Regions from separate parts of the Mus musculus genome. Here region 2 is linked to region 1. The links are chromatin loops, found by intact Hi-C in ENCODE. Cell type or tissue: heart. All regions are shown on one strand.

Region 1 (8,000 bases):
AGGCACTGGGACTCTCTCTCTCTCTCTCTCCCTCCCTCCCTCCCTCCCTCCCTCCCTCCCTTCCTCCATCCCTCTCTCTCTGTCTTTCCCTCCCCTCCCCCTCCCTCTCCCTTTCTGTTTCCCTCTCCCTTCTTCTCTCTCTCTCTCTCCTCCCTCTCTCTCCACCCCCCACTTTCACTTTTTCAGCATTTCACTGAATAGCCCTGCTTGTTCTGGAACTCACTTTGTAGACCAGAGATCAATCTGCCTCCAAAGGGCTGGGATTAAAGGCGTGTGCCACCATTGCTTGGCAGGGATAACTGATCTTTATTGCAGTTACTTCACAGGGAAACTAGGGCTTAAGGAAGAAAGGGACTTGGCCAAGGTCACCCTTCCTAGAGGGGTGCTCAGTGAAGTCCTCAGGGATTTTGTTGTTCTTTTTTCCTTAGTGCCCCATCCCATTACACACGAGCATGTGCATGCATGCATACACATACATGCATGTGCACACACACACACATGCACACACACAAGAACTTGTGCATGATCTCTGTTTCTATTATGTGCTGAGACTTGAGCTAAGATATAAATCCTGGAGTGTCTCAGGGAAACTGCAGAGGAGCTCCCAGCGCCCATAGCCCCACTAAGTGGTGCATGCAAGGATTTGAAGCTCCAAGGTGGGTCAAAGCCCCATGCCAGGAAGGCACAGAGGGGAATTCAAACCCAGGTCTCACTACAAGCTACCTTCCCGTGCAGTTTCTAACAGAAACTGGAGCCAGCAGCAAAAGAGGCACAGACAGAACCTGGGGCCAGCAGGGAGGGGGCTGGAGGAGCAGGGGAGGGTGAGGAACTGCTGAGCAGGAAGAGCTAAGCAGAAAGTGAAAGGGACCTGGGGCCCAGAATAGCTGTGGGTGGCAGTAGGGGGAGGTGGCAGGGAGAGAGAACTCTGCAGACCAGGAGGCGGGTGCTGCCTATTCCCCAGGGAAGGGAACCCATGGGAGAGTCCTCTGCCAAGGCAGCCTTGGTGGAGGCAATACTACAGGGGGAGGGTTGCCTAAGGAACAGGCATCTCTAGTGATAAGATGGGTAGGCAGGCTGCCCATTCACAGAAGCCCATGAAACACCCTGGACCACAAGAAGCTGGCCTCCACGGCATCACAGTGGTACCCCTTACAGGAGCAGACATGGACAACCCTTCAGAATATAAGCAGGGCCTTATATATACGTATTGCATGCTGTGTCTTTAGGGCTCAGAGAAGTGCCTGGCATACAGCTGGTGTTTAATAAATGTATGTAGAAGGCAGAAGGTGGGAAGGGAGACAAACGGGGAGGAAAAGAGAAGGGGGGAAGAAAGAAAGCAAAGGGGAGAAGGGATAAAGAGAGGAAAAGGAAGCAGAGGGTGGGGGAGGAGAAGGAGGTGGAGGAGGTGGTGGCAGGGGTCCCTACCAGATGTGAGCATCCTTCTGCTCTCTTGTGTCTTAACTTTTATTGGCCTGTGTTAATTAAAAAAAAAAAAGAAGTTTCCAAGGAGAGGTTGATTTTGTAAACAGTGCCAATCTTTCCACTCAGGTGGCCTCACAACACCGCCCCCCCCTCCATCCATGCCTTCGGGAACTTAAGACCAACTAACTCATCCAGGGTAGAGTAACAGAGAAGCCACCGGAAGCTCACAGGACAGGCTGTACCAAACCTACAGGGCGGACACACGTCCCACTCCTCCCCCAGGGGGGTGTTACCTCTGCCAGGGTGGAGACCTTGACCAGGGGATCTTGCCCAAGCTGCTCTGATCTCTAGGAGGAACTCCACCCGCTTGCTTTCCAGGAACTCTGCCTGCCACTGTGGGCTGTGGCTCGCAGCCCAGCCGCAGGCTGCACCAATTCGGACAGGACACTGCTACTCTGGACCACTGTGGACCCTGGCTCTCTCACCTGTGCTACCCAGGAAATGGGGCCCCCCACTTGGGTGCATTGAGGGCACTCTGAGTTTTGATTTTGCCATCAGTTTCTTCCTCACCTCTGCTCCCCACTCCTCCCTCTTTTCCTCCTCTGTCTTCTTTTTCTTACTCTCCTCTTTCATTTTTGATGCTGCTGGGGCCTCTCACATGCCTGGCAAGATCCCTGCTACTGAGCCACACTTCAAGCCTTTCGGCTATAAATCTAACAAACCCCACCACAGTTCAGTGGCATTTAGCAATTCAGCCTCTTACAGCCTAGCTTTCAGAGTTCATTTATGCTGAAATTTTTACCTAGCCTCATTTCCTCTACTCTGGAATGACTCCTCCATTTCCCTACACTCTGGTTGGTACCAGGGTCCTCCTGCCTCCACCCTCTAAGTGCTGAGATCAAGGTGTGCACCACCTGCCACACCTGGCTTATGCGGTGCTGAGAACTGAACCTAGGGCTTTGCGCATGCCAGGCAAAGACTGTACCACCGAGCTATGGCCCATCTCCAAGACCTATCTGCAGCTCAGGCTGGCCTTGAGCTATCACCTACTCAGCCTTCCTCATGTTTGAGGAAGGTGAGTCTTCAGCCAGTTACTGATACCAAACAAGCAGAGAACTGCATCCTCTGGGGTGCAGCTCCTCACAGCCTAGTCCTTATATTGGAAGCTGCCATGGGTTCTTTGCATAGTGACAAATCACCTGTGTAAACCCAGGAGGGACGGGGGTGGGGTGGGGTGGGGTGGAGAGGGATTGTCATAAGTTTGAGGTGAAGGAAGCATGGTAAAACACCTGGGGTAGAAAAAGTGGGGTTTCTCTCCTTTTGTGTTTCAGGTGGCAACTTAGCAGCAACTGGGGACCTTTCTTTTTTCTTTTTTTTTTTCTGTTGTCCCTTTTTAAAAAATAATTTTCTTTTTTCATTTCTTTATTGTTTAATCTTTTTTTTTTTTTTTTTAACAATCTAGACCTTATATCCCTGTAGGTCCACCCGCCAACTGTTCCACATCCCACATCTCTTACCCCAATCTCCAAGATTTTCCCATGCATACCCTCCATCCCATCAGAACTCCCCACTCTGAGGGCCCCACATTTCTTGAGCGTTAGGTGTATCTTTCTTAATACCAGATCTAGTGGCAAAACTTCCACTGCTCTTCCTGTACCTGTTGGGTAGCCTGGCCCTTGTGCTCCGGCTTTTCTCTACCTTTGCTTGAGCTCAGGGTGGGGCTGGCTCGGCTCTCTTCATTCTCCAGTCTGATGACCTCCTCAATCCTATAATCTTGTCCTCTACTGAGACGCCCGCAGGGGTTTCTCTCCTATTCAGTGGACCCTGACTGACATGTGTCAGGACAGGAACTCAAACTCAGCTCACCTGTCTCCTGGGGCTAAGCCTGGTGCAACAAAACCTCTTGGTTGAACTTTCTCCAGCTCCAGCTGTGCAAGATCTCTGCTCTTGTCTACTAGAGTTGAGTTGCAATACCATCTCTCACCAGCAGGGGAGACCAGCCAGTAGGAAGTGCTGTGACAGAACTCTGCTTAGAAATCGGTTCTCCACGAGTTGGTCTTCCTTCTTCTTGATTTTCTTGTGTTTTGGAAATTGTATCTTGGGTATTCTAGGTTTCTGAGCTAACATCCACTTATCAGTGAGTGGATATCAAGTGACTTCTTTTGTGATTGGGTTACCTCACTCAGGATGATATCCTCCAGATACATCCATTTGCCTAAGAATTTCATAAATTCATTGTTTTTAATAGCTGAGTAGTACTCCATTGTGTAAACGTACCACATTTTCTGTATCCATTCCTCTGTTGAGGGACATCTGGGTTCTTTCCAGCTTCTGGTTATTATAAATAGGGCTGCTATGAACATAGTGGAGTATGTGTCCTTATTACCAGTTGGAACATCTTCTGGGTATATGCCCAGGAGAGATATTGCTGGATCTGCCAGTAGTACTACGTCCAATTAAAAAAAAAAAAAAGAAAGAAAGAAAAAGAAATCGGTTCTCCAAATCTGTTGGTGGCCTTTTTGTCTTATTGACAGTGTCCTTTGTCTTACAGAAGCTTTGCAATTTTATGAGGTCCCACTTGTCGATTCTCGATCTTACAGCACAAGCCATTGCTGTTCTATTTAGGAATTTTTCCCCTGTGCCCATATCTTCGAGATTATTCCCCACTTTCTCCTCTATAAGCTTCAGTGTCTCTGGTTTTATGTGAAGTTCCTTGATCCACTTAGACTTGAGCTTTGTACAAGGAGATAGGAATGGATCAATTCACATTCTTCTCCATGATAACTGCCAGTTGAGCCAGCACCATTTGTTGAAAATGCTATCTTCTTTCCACTGGATGGTCAAACATTTCAGAGAACCCAGGCTCTCAGAAATTCCTACAACTGAGGCTGACATAGCCAGGCACTTCTCAGAAGTCTGAAGCCAAATTATCTGGGGAGTACTGGGCAAGTTTCTGAACCTCTCTGAGCTTTAATCTCCTTTGTGATTATAGTGTGCCCATGTATAATCCCAGCACTCGAGGGACTGAGGTAAGAGAATTTTGAGTTTGAGAACAACCTGGACTACAGAGGAAGACCGGGCCTCAACAAACAAACAAACAAACAAACAACAAACAAACAAAGAAAGCACATGGCTGACAATATCTGTGCTGAGGATCTTTGAAGGATGGAATGAGCTAAGGTGCCTGATGTCAATGAAAAATTACCCTGTCCTCTGCTGCAGCCTCCTATAATTTGATTCTGCTCCGTGAGATCGCAGGTCTCAGTTAGGGGTGGCTCTCAAGGGTCTGGAGGGCTCTTCATTCTATGGCTGATATCTTGGCTGGTATTATGAGAGGACGTCTCTGCTAACCTGAGGCCTCCTCCTATGTCTTGGACGTCCTTTGAGTGTGGCAACCTGAGGGAGTCACCTCACACCTGGTAGCTCAGGTTGGGCTATCTGTTCTAAAATACAAGGCAGAGGAGGGGTGAGATGCCTCAGAAGTAAAGACGGTCTTTATCAAACATGATGCCCTGAATTGAGTCGCCAGAACCCATATAATAAAAAGAAAACCCATGGCCCCCTCCTCTCCCTTGCCCCCAACACATATACAAACACACGATTTAAAACCAAGGCAGCCTCAGAGGTCACATGGGGTCACTGCTGCGATATTCTTGTGGTTGAATTGGTCGCCTTAACCACTAACCCAACTGGACTGAGGATCACTTTGGAAGCATACCTAAGGATGTTTCAAGGGAGGTTTAACTGAGCAGGAAAGATGACCCTGGGCATGGGCAACACTCCCATGAACTGGAGCCCTGAACTATATCAATCTAAGAAAGTGAGGATCAGTATTCGCATCACTCTGTCCCTTATGGATGCTATGTGACCAGCTGCCTTCCTGACACAATGAACTGTGCCCCAAACTGTGCGCCCAAATGATCCTTGCCCTCTCTAAGTCACTCTTGTTAGGTATGCTGTCATGGCAGTGAAAAATAGCCTGTGAAAGCCCACTCAATCTCGGGGGGGGGGGGCTGTGGACCCACCTGTAAGCCCAGGAAGTGTTAAGGAGTGCTTGGCTGTGCCTTCAAGGCAGTGTCTAGAATAGCCATGCTCTCTGCTAGAGATGGGAAAGGAAACAACATCTGCAGGTGTGAGAACAAGGACATATCAATAATCACTTGATTCTTGATGCTTGCTGGTCACAGCAGACAGGGACAGGCAACCCAGGTCTGGGGAGGGACACAGCCTCCAGCTGACCAGCCATCACTGTCTCTTCATTCTCTCCCACGTCTGTGGAGGCAAAAGAATATGGCTAGCCAGACCTACTGCCTGTAATCGTAGGACCCAGAAAGCCAAGGGAGGAGGATTATGAGTTGAGGTGAGATCCTATTCAATCAATCAATCAAAGCACGTGGTGAGAGATGGGTCTCCAAGGGTAGGTCATAATAATACCACACTGGCACGGTTTCTGGGGATCTGAATTCTGATCCTTCTACTTTTGTGGCAAGTGCTTTATATACTGAGCCACCTCCTCTGCCTCTGCCTCCTCCTCCCCCTCCCCCTCCTCCTCCTCCTCCTCCTCCTTTTCCTCCTCTTCCTTCCTCTTTTGGAGATAGGGTTCTCACCAGACTGTCCCCTGTATATTCAAGGGGGTGGTTCTGGACACCTGGCCCCTGCCTCTACAAGTGCTGGGATTATAGGAGTGCTGTATGTTTGGCTAGAAACCATCTTTTAAAAAGATGAAATAAATGTCAAGTGACTAAATAAGCAAAGTTCTTGACACGGTTCGGCAGGGCTCCATACACAGCAGCTGGGATTGTTCATTGCACAGCCATTCCTAAGTGGCAAGAAGCTCCTCCCAGACAGGGCCATGTAAGGTTGACTCTGAAAACATTAGAATAGAATAGAATAGAATAGAATAGAATAGAATAGAATAGAATAGAATAGAATAGAATAGAATAGAATAGAATAGAAAGGCTGGACCAATAGGCACAGAGATACCACATCTCAAACAGTTGTATGCAGGGACATGTATCCTAGAGAATGGGAACACAGCCTCTTCCAGGCCCTGGAGTGCCCTGATCCGGTGCCACAGCTAGAAAGGGGCCTCGTGGTACCCGCATCCTTGAGGGATCATCTGGGTGGGTCCTAGTGCCCTGGCACTCACTTGTTTCTCTCACCTCCTGTTTATTTGAGTGACTGGTGCCCATCTACCAGGGTGACTGTGGGATGCTAGATGGTAGGTAGGCAGAATATTGAGGGCTTCCTCTGTGGGAAGCCCAGGAATTGACCTGGCAGGGCAGAAAGGGTGTGAAGGAAGCCAGGCTGGACCTGCCTCATGGGTGGGGTTTGGTGAGTCCCTCCTAGCTACTGCCTCCAATTTATTCTGCAAGGCAGGTTTTTTCAGCCAAGATGGTTTGGTGCTGCCGGGAATCTCAGAAGAGACTGGAAGAAGGGTCACTGTACAGACCCCTGGGGAGGTAACCCCTATGTTACCAGAGAGGGGTCTTTGCTTCTGACTCTTACTCTCTAGAACCAGCTTTATCCTCTGGAAGGCAGTTGACAGGAAGGCCCCACTTAGACCCTCTGTCCCATTCATTATGTCTCAACCTCAGCCACACCCAGGAAAGTACAGCCAGATCTGGCCCAGGCGAGAGGGTTTCTCGGGAGATGGTGTGAGGATGTGGGGGTGGGGGGGTGGGGAGGAGGAATGGTGTGAGGATGTTGGGGGCAGGGGAGGGGAGGGATGGTGTGAGGATGCTGGGAGAGAGGAGGGAGAGAGGGAGGGGGAGGGATGGTGTGAGGGTGCTGGGAGAGGGGAGGGAGAGAGGGAAGGATGGTGTGAAGATGTTGGGGGAGAGGGGGAGGGATGGTGTGAGGATGCTGGGGGAGGGGAGGGGGAGGGATGGTGTGAGGATGCTGGGGGATGATGGAGTATGATACAGGGACAGAGGGAGATGGTGGTGAATGTTGGGGAAGGGATGCCAAGGCGATAAGGGGGAGGGATGGTCTTGCTGGCCCCCCTTAGGGAACTGTGCCTGAGCTCAGCCTTGTCTCCACCCAGTATATCTCTGGCCATGTGAAGTCAACATAGCAAGTTGTCAGTGAGAAAACTGCACCAGTGCCCATTCAGGGCCCCTGTGCACACAGCCTCAATTAGGACCGGTTGCTCTTACACGACTTTGGCTATAGAGTACTCTTCATTTTCCCTCTGTCCTCAAGCCCACCAGTCACAGTCTGGCCTCATCATGGCTTCTGCAGATGCTGACTCCAGATGGGGGCCTTAGAACTGTGACATAGGGTTCTAATCAGGGTCAGGTTGGCTGGACCTTTTATGTCTGTTTTGTAGGGGCACAATTGCCAGGACTATAGTCTCCCAGGGGTGCAGGCAAAGCTGGTTCCAGAAACCCATAGGAGATAGGAGAGCTCTGACAAAGCCTTGCAAGTATCTGCTGCTGCCCCAGAAAGTTCCCGTATGTGTGTGTGTGTGTGTGTGTGTGTGTGTGTGTGTGTGTGTGTGTGCATGTGTGGCTGAAGAAACTGGATCACCACTGAGTACTGACCACAGCTGGAAATACTCTCCATTTGCCACACTC
Region 2 (8,000 bases), 100 kb after region 1:
CTATATGTGCCAACAGACCCTGCCTCAGGTTTCACGCTGTGCAAAGTATGGCAGGGCAGGAGGCCAGGTCAGAGTGGGCCTGCGCAGAGCTGAGGGGAACAATGGAGGTTAGAGAACAGCAAGCACCAAGGGGAGGCAAGCTGCTGGGAGCTTTTAGGTTGTGGCATGGTTACACATATCTCTTTAAAAAGTACTGCTCTCTTTCTTCTTGTTTTCTACAGTGAATTGATGACTACTTTCATTTGGAAAAGTGCCAGTGGCCCTGATTTCTCCCATAGGACAGTGTCCTTCTTGGTCTAGGGTCTGAGAGAAGACAAGCCAGCTGTGACATGGTGAGGGCGTGTGGCCAGCTGTGACATGGTGAGGGGGGGGGGGGAGGAGGGAGGAGGGGAGGAACTACCTAGCTTGGTTTTCCTGGGAGGATAAAGTATGTCCAGGGTATCTGTGTGAGTGACTCCCATAGCAAAGCTCTGGTGATGGCCACACCACTAACCTGTTTGTAGCTCTTCTCTTTTTTTCAGTGGCCCAGAAAGCTGTGGCAGAGCTGTGAGCTGAGCCAATTGCTCAGCTTGCCTCCCTTGGACAGCCTATGCCCTGCACACAGCTGGGCTATCTGAGTGGAACAAGTTGGCCTGGACAGAAGTGCCAAGCTGGACTCATCAGAGAGTCTAGGGCCTGGAGTTAGAGACAGGACATGCACCATGTGGCTAGTCTGGGGTTAAAGCCTTAAAAGCTTGATCCCTAACACCATTTCTGAGACAGGATCTCCTGGAGCCAAGGCTGGCCTTGAACTTCCGGCATCCCAGAGGATGACCTTGAACTGACGTTCCTGCCTTCGCCTCTCAGTGTACTGGGCTTACAGGGATTGCTGACATGCTTGGCTTAAGTGGAGCAGGGGATGGAGCTCGGGGCTCTAAGCATGCTAGCTCAGCTCTAGCCCCTGTCTTGTTTCTTGTGTGACCTTTCCTGTCTGACTTCTCCGTACTTGAAACATGACCTAGAAAAGGCAGGCTTTCCACCTTCCATAACATTACCGCCCACCTTTCCTGCCACTTACAGCAAAGATCCCAAACTTGAAACAGTGTCATTTCAAAGATTTACCCACTTAAAAAAAAAAAAAGATTAGCAAGGGTTCAAAGAAGAAACAAGTCATGGAAAATGTGACTTTGTGCTTCCTCACACCTCCCCAGAAGAAAGTAGATACCTTCAAAGACATCCCCAGTTCTGAGGGAGCCAAGAACTATCAAAGGTTAAAGGCTGTACTGGGCTCATCACTGCTGGACAACTTTTTCCATTATGTACTTTGAGGGCCACGGCTCCTTTAAGTCAGCTCCCACTTCTTCCTTATAACAATAACTTGCTTCATTCTACAGACTTTATTGATTTCAATGTGATTCATGTAAAATTCATGGCCACCATGCAAAGCTTATTTTTCACATTTGAGTTACAGTATTAACTGTATAGCGGAAATAGGAGAAGGGTAGGGTGATGTGTGTGTACAGTTTGGACAGAGAGTGCCCAGCAGGTCTACAAGGCCCCTAATGAGAAAAATGTAACGGTTTCTTTCCTAAAGAACAGACATGCAAAAGGGCCACATGAGGTCAGTTCTTAAGAAGGGAACTGCATGGTGTGGGCGAGGCAGGTCTGCAAGGCCTGTACTTCAGAGCAGCTGGAGCCAACGAGACCCGACCCGTTAGGCCACGAGCCCAGCTGTCTCCTCCCACAGCTGTGCACCTGGGGTTAGAGCAGACACTGCCTCCAGACTGCTTACTGTAATCACAGTGCAGGCCTGGAAACTTCTCGAAGGCTGGGCCTCCCTGCCATGGGTAAGAGGGTTTCTGGGTCTGGCCTCTGGAAGCCCTGACTCACGCCACCTCTGTTTCCCTCTGAGCCCTGAGCTTGCATCTCCTGGCACAGCAAGGTGGGTCATTAAGATGGATGTGAAGCCAGGCAGTGGTGGCACACACCTTTAATCCCAGCACTTAGAAGGCAGAGGTAGGCGGATTTCTGAGTTCGAGGCCAGCCTGGTCTACAGAGTGAGTTCCAGGACAGCCTGGGCTACACAGAGAAACCCTGTCTCAAAAAACAAAAACAAAAACCGAACAAAAAAGATGGAGGGGGCTGCAAGCCCTGCAGAGCTAGCAAGAGGTCATAGAAAAGCTGAGATGGGGGACTGCTGAGACGCGTGGGTAGCCCTACTCACTATAGAGGCTTTCACACATGAAAAAGAAGCCAATTGTCATATTCCCCAGGTGGGCACAGTGGAGCCTTCACCCAAAGGCACCTCACCACTTCTCCTGTCACTGTTACCGTCAGATCCCAGTCCAGCAGGAAAAGTGTGTCCCACAAGCCACTGCTTCTCTTACCCATCACCTGGCTTGGCTGTGGCAATGGCCTTTCTGGAGCAGCTGGAGGCATGGGGATTTTTGCCTTCAGAGGGTCTCCACTCTATCCTGCCATGTTCTTTTTGCTGTTTGTGTAGATATGTGTCCTGCCTGGTGCAGAAGTACTGATTTTTTTCAAAAGACATTTAGATATGACAGAAAGGACTTTGTCATTGTTCACTTCCAAAAAGGAAGCAGGGGAGAAAAACACTGGTACATATGCAAATCAGGCATGGCCACACAGACCTGTGCATCCATCACTTATCAAAAAGATACAGAATTGGAGGCCAGCCTGGGCACATAGTGCTATTATGTACTAACTAACTAACTAACTAACTAACTAACTAGACAATGATAACAGAACCAAACCCAAAGCACTGTTACTAGTCAGGCATGCCCTCTAGCCTGCCAGAATGTGTTAGCCAGGCTCACTGTGAGGCTGTAGAGGAAGATAGGAAATTCAGGGGACCTGGGAAGGGGAAGGCGTCCGTTCAAAAGCCTACAGAGTTGGTGTCTGTCTTCCTAAAGACACTGCTAGGAGGACATTAGTGAAACCTAGCTTGCTCACTTAGGGCAGGCTGCTTGTGGCCTTGAGTTTAACTCTGTTCACTGTCCTCACCCCTCACACATCTCACTTCCAGAGGGATCTTTACACTAAGACAAATGACTGGCTTATATGCGATCTTTACATGGTTTTAAAGGTCTACTTTCCAGGTTTTTTTCCTTGAAACAGTGTTGTAAATTACACCCTTGGAACAATGTAACCTAAAAAGCCATGTCCTTTTGTGTCCATTGTAAATACATCCAAGTATGACTTTCAAAAGGCCTGTGCCTGTGCCTTGGATGTCAAACTCCCTTCCCCCACAGCATTTAAGTATGCCTTCTCCCTGTCTTAATAACTCTGCTGCAGGTCCTTTTTGTGGCATAGTCAAGGGTTTGGTTTGCCTGAGCAGAACTCCTTAGGCTGCTGGTGGCAGGCACCGCTGTGTGAATTGTCCCCCTGAGCAGCTGACAGGACGGCAGCAGACAGGTGTGCCTGTGTAACTTGGTTCAGCTGAAGTGGGGCGTCTCCCTACTCCTGGTTTCTACCCTGTGTTCCCCTTTGTTCTCTTCTCCTCACTGCTGTAATGAGCAGGTCTAATCTGGGCTAGCAAAGGCTGTGAAGGGATGAAGAGGAAGAGGAGACTGATGCTCAGCAGGGAACTCAAGGATGGGACCGAAGGGAAGGCCCAATTGAAGATGGTTCATAGGGACCTCTGTGCCGGACAGGGCAAGGTGGGGAACTTCCGATATCCTGACTCTTCCCCTGCTAAGGACTCCATGATGCAGCAGTTAGCATAACAGCTGCCATGCACCCAGGGTTATATTATGGACCGTTTAGTTTCTACAAGCATTTTGTTTTGTACATGTAGCAACTGAGGCTCACAGTTTCAGAGAGACACCCAGGGTCACACAAAGCCTTGGTACTCAGACTCTAACGGACTCCAGCTCCATACTTCTGCTCTCACCATGATGCCAAGAACCAGAGAGGTGTGAAGGAAGGGTTGAAGTGCCAGGAACTGAAGTCAACTGTGCTCAAATCTGCATTTCCAAAATGACTTTTAGGAAAACCTTGGGAACCTTGCTCGCCAGGGGATGAGATGAATATGCTTTTCGAAGAGCTGATAGTTCCTGGATATGGAGGGCTCCTGACCGTTAGGCCCAAACAGAGAGGGAGTGCCAGCTGGTAGGGAAGCCCATGCCGAAATAAACCTATGGTAGCTGGGGGGTGATGAAGTCACCCCACCAGCCCTATGGTATCGGAGACCTCTGCTCAGCTCAGTTAGTGAGCACCCCTGGCCTGTGAAGAAAAGTGGGGTGATTCAGAAGGAGAACTCAGACCTCCATCCAGTCTCAGCTGGCAACACCTCTCAGAGGCCTGCTGTGCCTCAGGCGTATAGTGCATGAAGCTTTCCCATTTTCCAATGAAGGGACCCCAAGGTCAGGCTGAGGATGTGTCCTCATATCCCTGAGCTGGTGGTCACATTATAGAGAGAACCCTCATCCCTACCTTTCCATCTGCCTCCTTCTTGGTGCCCTTCCCTGTCCTCTAAGGTGAGGAGTCCTAAGACTCAAGGAGTGCCAGGGAAGGAAGCTGCTGGGGGCACACAGCTCCACTGCCCCCCAGTGGTTAGCATGCTGCCACGGCCTAGGTCTGTGAGCTTTTACTGAAAGCCACAGCAACTTCCCTTTCACCCTGTGAAATAAGTGACATCCTTCTTAACACCCGTTATCAATCTCTGACTGCTTTTAATAGAAGCAGCTCACAGTGTGTGTGTGGTAGATATAAACAGAGGGGAAAACTGCTTGCCTCAGGGCTTTACAGAGAGAGGAGGTGGGGTGCTTTAAAAGCGCACTGCACCAGGGCTGCAGTTGCTCTGGGGGCTGGGGAGAGGGATTACTGGAAGACGTGTAGCAATGAATGGTCCATGGTGGAGCCTGGGCTCCGCAGCAGTACCCGTGCCTGTCAACATCACATTTTGCTGCCTGAGGACATTTGTCACAGAAGACTGTGGTTTGCTTGCCTGTCATCCCTTCTCTGAGTGGCCCCTGAGCTGATTCAGAGAACCCACAAACACAGCAAACTGCTTTCCCTCAGCCATGACTTTCAAAGGGCTTCTGAAGCGCATTCCTCTGAGGCAGGTCCTCCTCAAGTGAGTCTTCTGAGGACCTGGGCCCATGCACATGACGTACTACTGCCTGATGCAATGGAGAGTTTGACAGAGCTAACTAACATTGCAAGCATGTTTCTGGATGATTTTAAAATAAACACCGACAGAGTGGAGGGCTGGGAATGTCTAAACAGCAATTCTGAGTGTGAAGGATGGCCGGAATCTGAGTGACTGCAGCTGTGTGGCCTGGACACAGGAGTGATGGATGCAGAAATTCCAGCTGCAGGAAGTCTTCCCTGGCACCTCTCTGATGGGCCGACTGGCTTGGAGGGGGGGCCTGGCAGGCTGAATCCTGCTCCCTGACAGTCGTCTTGGCCTTCTAACCAACTCCATTCTCTGAGCTAGGAGCCTTCTCTGGGCCACCTCCTGACCCTTGACAAGGGCTTCAAGTTGAGGACTCTTGGATGGAAGCTGTTTTTCTGTCACACAGGTGGCAAAGATGGCCAGTTTTTCAAGATATGAGCTATCATTAAGGTCCCTACTAGCTCTAACTCAGCCCAGCAATTGCACAGTGGTAAGTCCCTTCCAGTAAAGCACCAGGCTGGAATACAGCTGCCGACAGGGCTCACACTCACGCTCCAGGTCCTCTGAGACACTGAGTAACCAGATGCAGTACAATGCCCGTGCTCATGGTACTTGCACAATGGACATCATACACTGGGCACTTCCACTGAATGCAGTCAAGTACAATAAGCTCCACCCATGTTCCTGACACAGGAAAGCCCCACTTCAAAGTGCCAAAACTAAATTGCAGAACACGATGAATACAGTCCTAGTTGTGTAAAAATGGCAGCCATTCAGTAGGTCAATATTTACTGAGTAGCAAATAAGAGCAAGGCCCATGTCAGGGCTGGGGTGACAACCGTGATACAAGCAGGCCAGGCTCTGTGGGAAGACAGGTGTGAGTGTGTGCAGATACAAGGGCGGGGAATCAAGAGCCGCATGCCCCAGGCTAGCCTGGGTGAGGCACTGGGCAGGAGAGGAAGATGACATTCACCTTTTAGCAGACTATGCGTGGTTTTAGTCTTTTACAAAGGAAGTATGTTCAGCTATTATTTGCTAGGCAAACATGTATACAGCAAAGAGAAGGCGTGGAAGAGCGTTCCAATTCCCAGCACCAGGATGGGCTTCTATCCTAGTGTAAATACAGGGCTGAGGTGGAGTGAGCCAGCTGTCCAGCCACTGTCAGTGGGTATTGATCGGGATCATTTCTACTCTTTGAGAAGAGGGTGTAGAGGACAGACTAGCAGCAAAGTGCACTGTGGAGGAGCCCATGGCTCGGGGCTATGGGTACTCTCAGGCCTGAGGCTACACCTAACAGAACACAAAAATTCAATTATACTGAACTGCCTGTCTTCCCCTTCCAGGATGTCAGGTGCAGTGGAGAAGCTGTGACCCTCTCCAGGTAGCACTCTCTGGGTGCAGAGGTGTTTTGCGTTTCCTGCCTTCAGCTATAAGTGGGTCCTAGAGTCTGGACCCAGAACATCAGCCTGTATACTGAAGCAGAACCCTCTGGCTTTCATTTCTGGCCAAGGGGTATCTGATGCACCTAGAGCAGAGTCTTGTCATAAGGATGGCAGGGTTATTGAGGAGGGAGGTAATCTTTAGCTCTCTGCCAACTTCTCCCTGCCTTAGCTGTAGAGGGCAGACTAGCAGCAACTAGTATACCTTTGAGCTGTGCATGCAACCTTTCAGAGCCTTGAATCTCCTAGTCTAACCCACCAGCTGCTTCTCAAATACAGGAAGGTTGGGAAGGATGTTGCCTTTGGTCTGAAACTTAAAGCAGGGCAGTGTCTATGTGCTACACAGTTGAGATACATGAGGCTTAAACAATGGACGTGCTAGATGCATGGCCCATTAAGCCAACTCTGTCCATACTTACATCTACAGGCCACAAGAATCAACTCATTTAGACTCAGTTCATAAAACAAAGTGACGGTACTGCATATTAAATGTTCTTAAGACCATCTCATCCTCCTCCTGCCATATGATAAGCATTCCTGCTGGGCCATGTGAGCTGGCAGGGGCCCTGAGATGGCCTAGCAAGCACACGCACCTCAAGTGCCCGCTAGCACCAGTAGTGGTACAAGATGGTACAATTGTGAAGGACTTCAGATTTTATGAGCTATGGATCCCACAATGTCACTGGCATAGTTTAGGATGGGCTAACCTGCCTATCTTAGGCTGAGGGAGGAGGAAAAACTGAGAAAAGTATTAAACACACAATGAGCATGATGCAGTGGTTCTCGGACATGACAGACACCTCAAAGGTGGGTTCTAAGGCCTCCTGTGGTGCTCCCTGGTACCCAGGTGTGTGAAGTGTGTGAATCAGGAAAGCAAGAGGCAACACTGAGTTCACAGATACAGGCCTGAAAAGGCAGAGCCTGGAGGATCTCTTCTAGATAGTGAGTGAAAAGACTTGGCTCTAGCCACCACTACCTGAACCTTCACATGGTAGCTGTCTTTAAAGGGAAACTGCCTATGAGTTCGTATCCCCGGCCTGTACTACAGTGAGGGCATGGGTCAGACACCATGGACTGTCTTGGTGGATCTTCACAATGATGCTCTAGTTAGCAGAAAGCAACACACCAGGTTAGGTCACTTGCCCATGTTGTGGAAAGAGCTTATCCTAAGCACGAGCAAGGGGCTGCTCTTCAGGCCATGTGCTTGGCTTTGGAGCTTATGTGAACATCCCAGAGCCAAAGGCCATCTAAGCTTCTTGGGTGTAAATATCACCAAAGGCAGGCCCACCTGCAAGAGCAGTAACTCACTTTCCATACCCGGTGCTGTACTTTCTGCACTGGGCTTCACTTTATCACTCAGCCTAGCTTCATGGGCTCCTTGGGAAGCAACTGCTACTTCCCAGAGGTCTGGAAGCCTGAGATACAGCAGGCCACTTGCCATG

The links. Hi-C counts contacts between places; a loop is a spot of excess contacts. Peaks named below come from ENCODE experiments on the same cell type or tissue, not always from the same donor. Only the 100,000 strongest peaks of a DNase experiment are listed, where the experiment ranks them.
Region 2: a loop joins it to region 1, with 4 times the contacts of the local background. A loop is called at or near these places in 12 of 42 quality-filtered maps.

Annotation. Positions count from the first base shown.
Region 1 is chr16:10,762,742-10,770,741 of GRCm38, reverse strand. No RefSeq gene overlaps it. Among named protein-coding and RNA genes, the nearest start is that of Socs1, 19 kb to the left of the region's middle. In heart, a CTCF peak has its summit at 3,394; DNase peaks (open chromatin) are centred at 6,669, 7,007, 7,620, 7,800 and 4 weaker places; H3K27ac peaks cover 971 bases; H3K27me3 peaks cover 2,231 bases.
Region 2 is chr16:10,662,351-10,670,350 of GRCm38, reverse strand. The region is part of intron 18 of Clec16a (C-type lectin domain family 16, member A); the gene reads right to left. It overlaps Gm15558 (a long non-coding RNA gene), which reads left to right. Exons shown (of 5, transcript XR_384655.3): 5 at 222-1,991. Among named protein-coding and RNA genes, the nearest start is that of Gm52264, 8.0 kb to the right of the region's middle. In heart, a CTCF peak has its summit at 4,558 (motif pointing left); a DNase peak (open chromatin) is centred at 4,475; H3K27ac peaks cover 3,653 bases.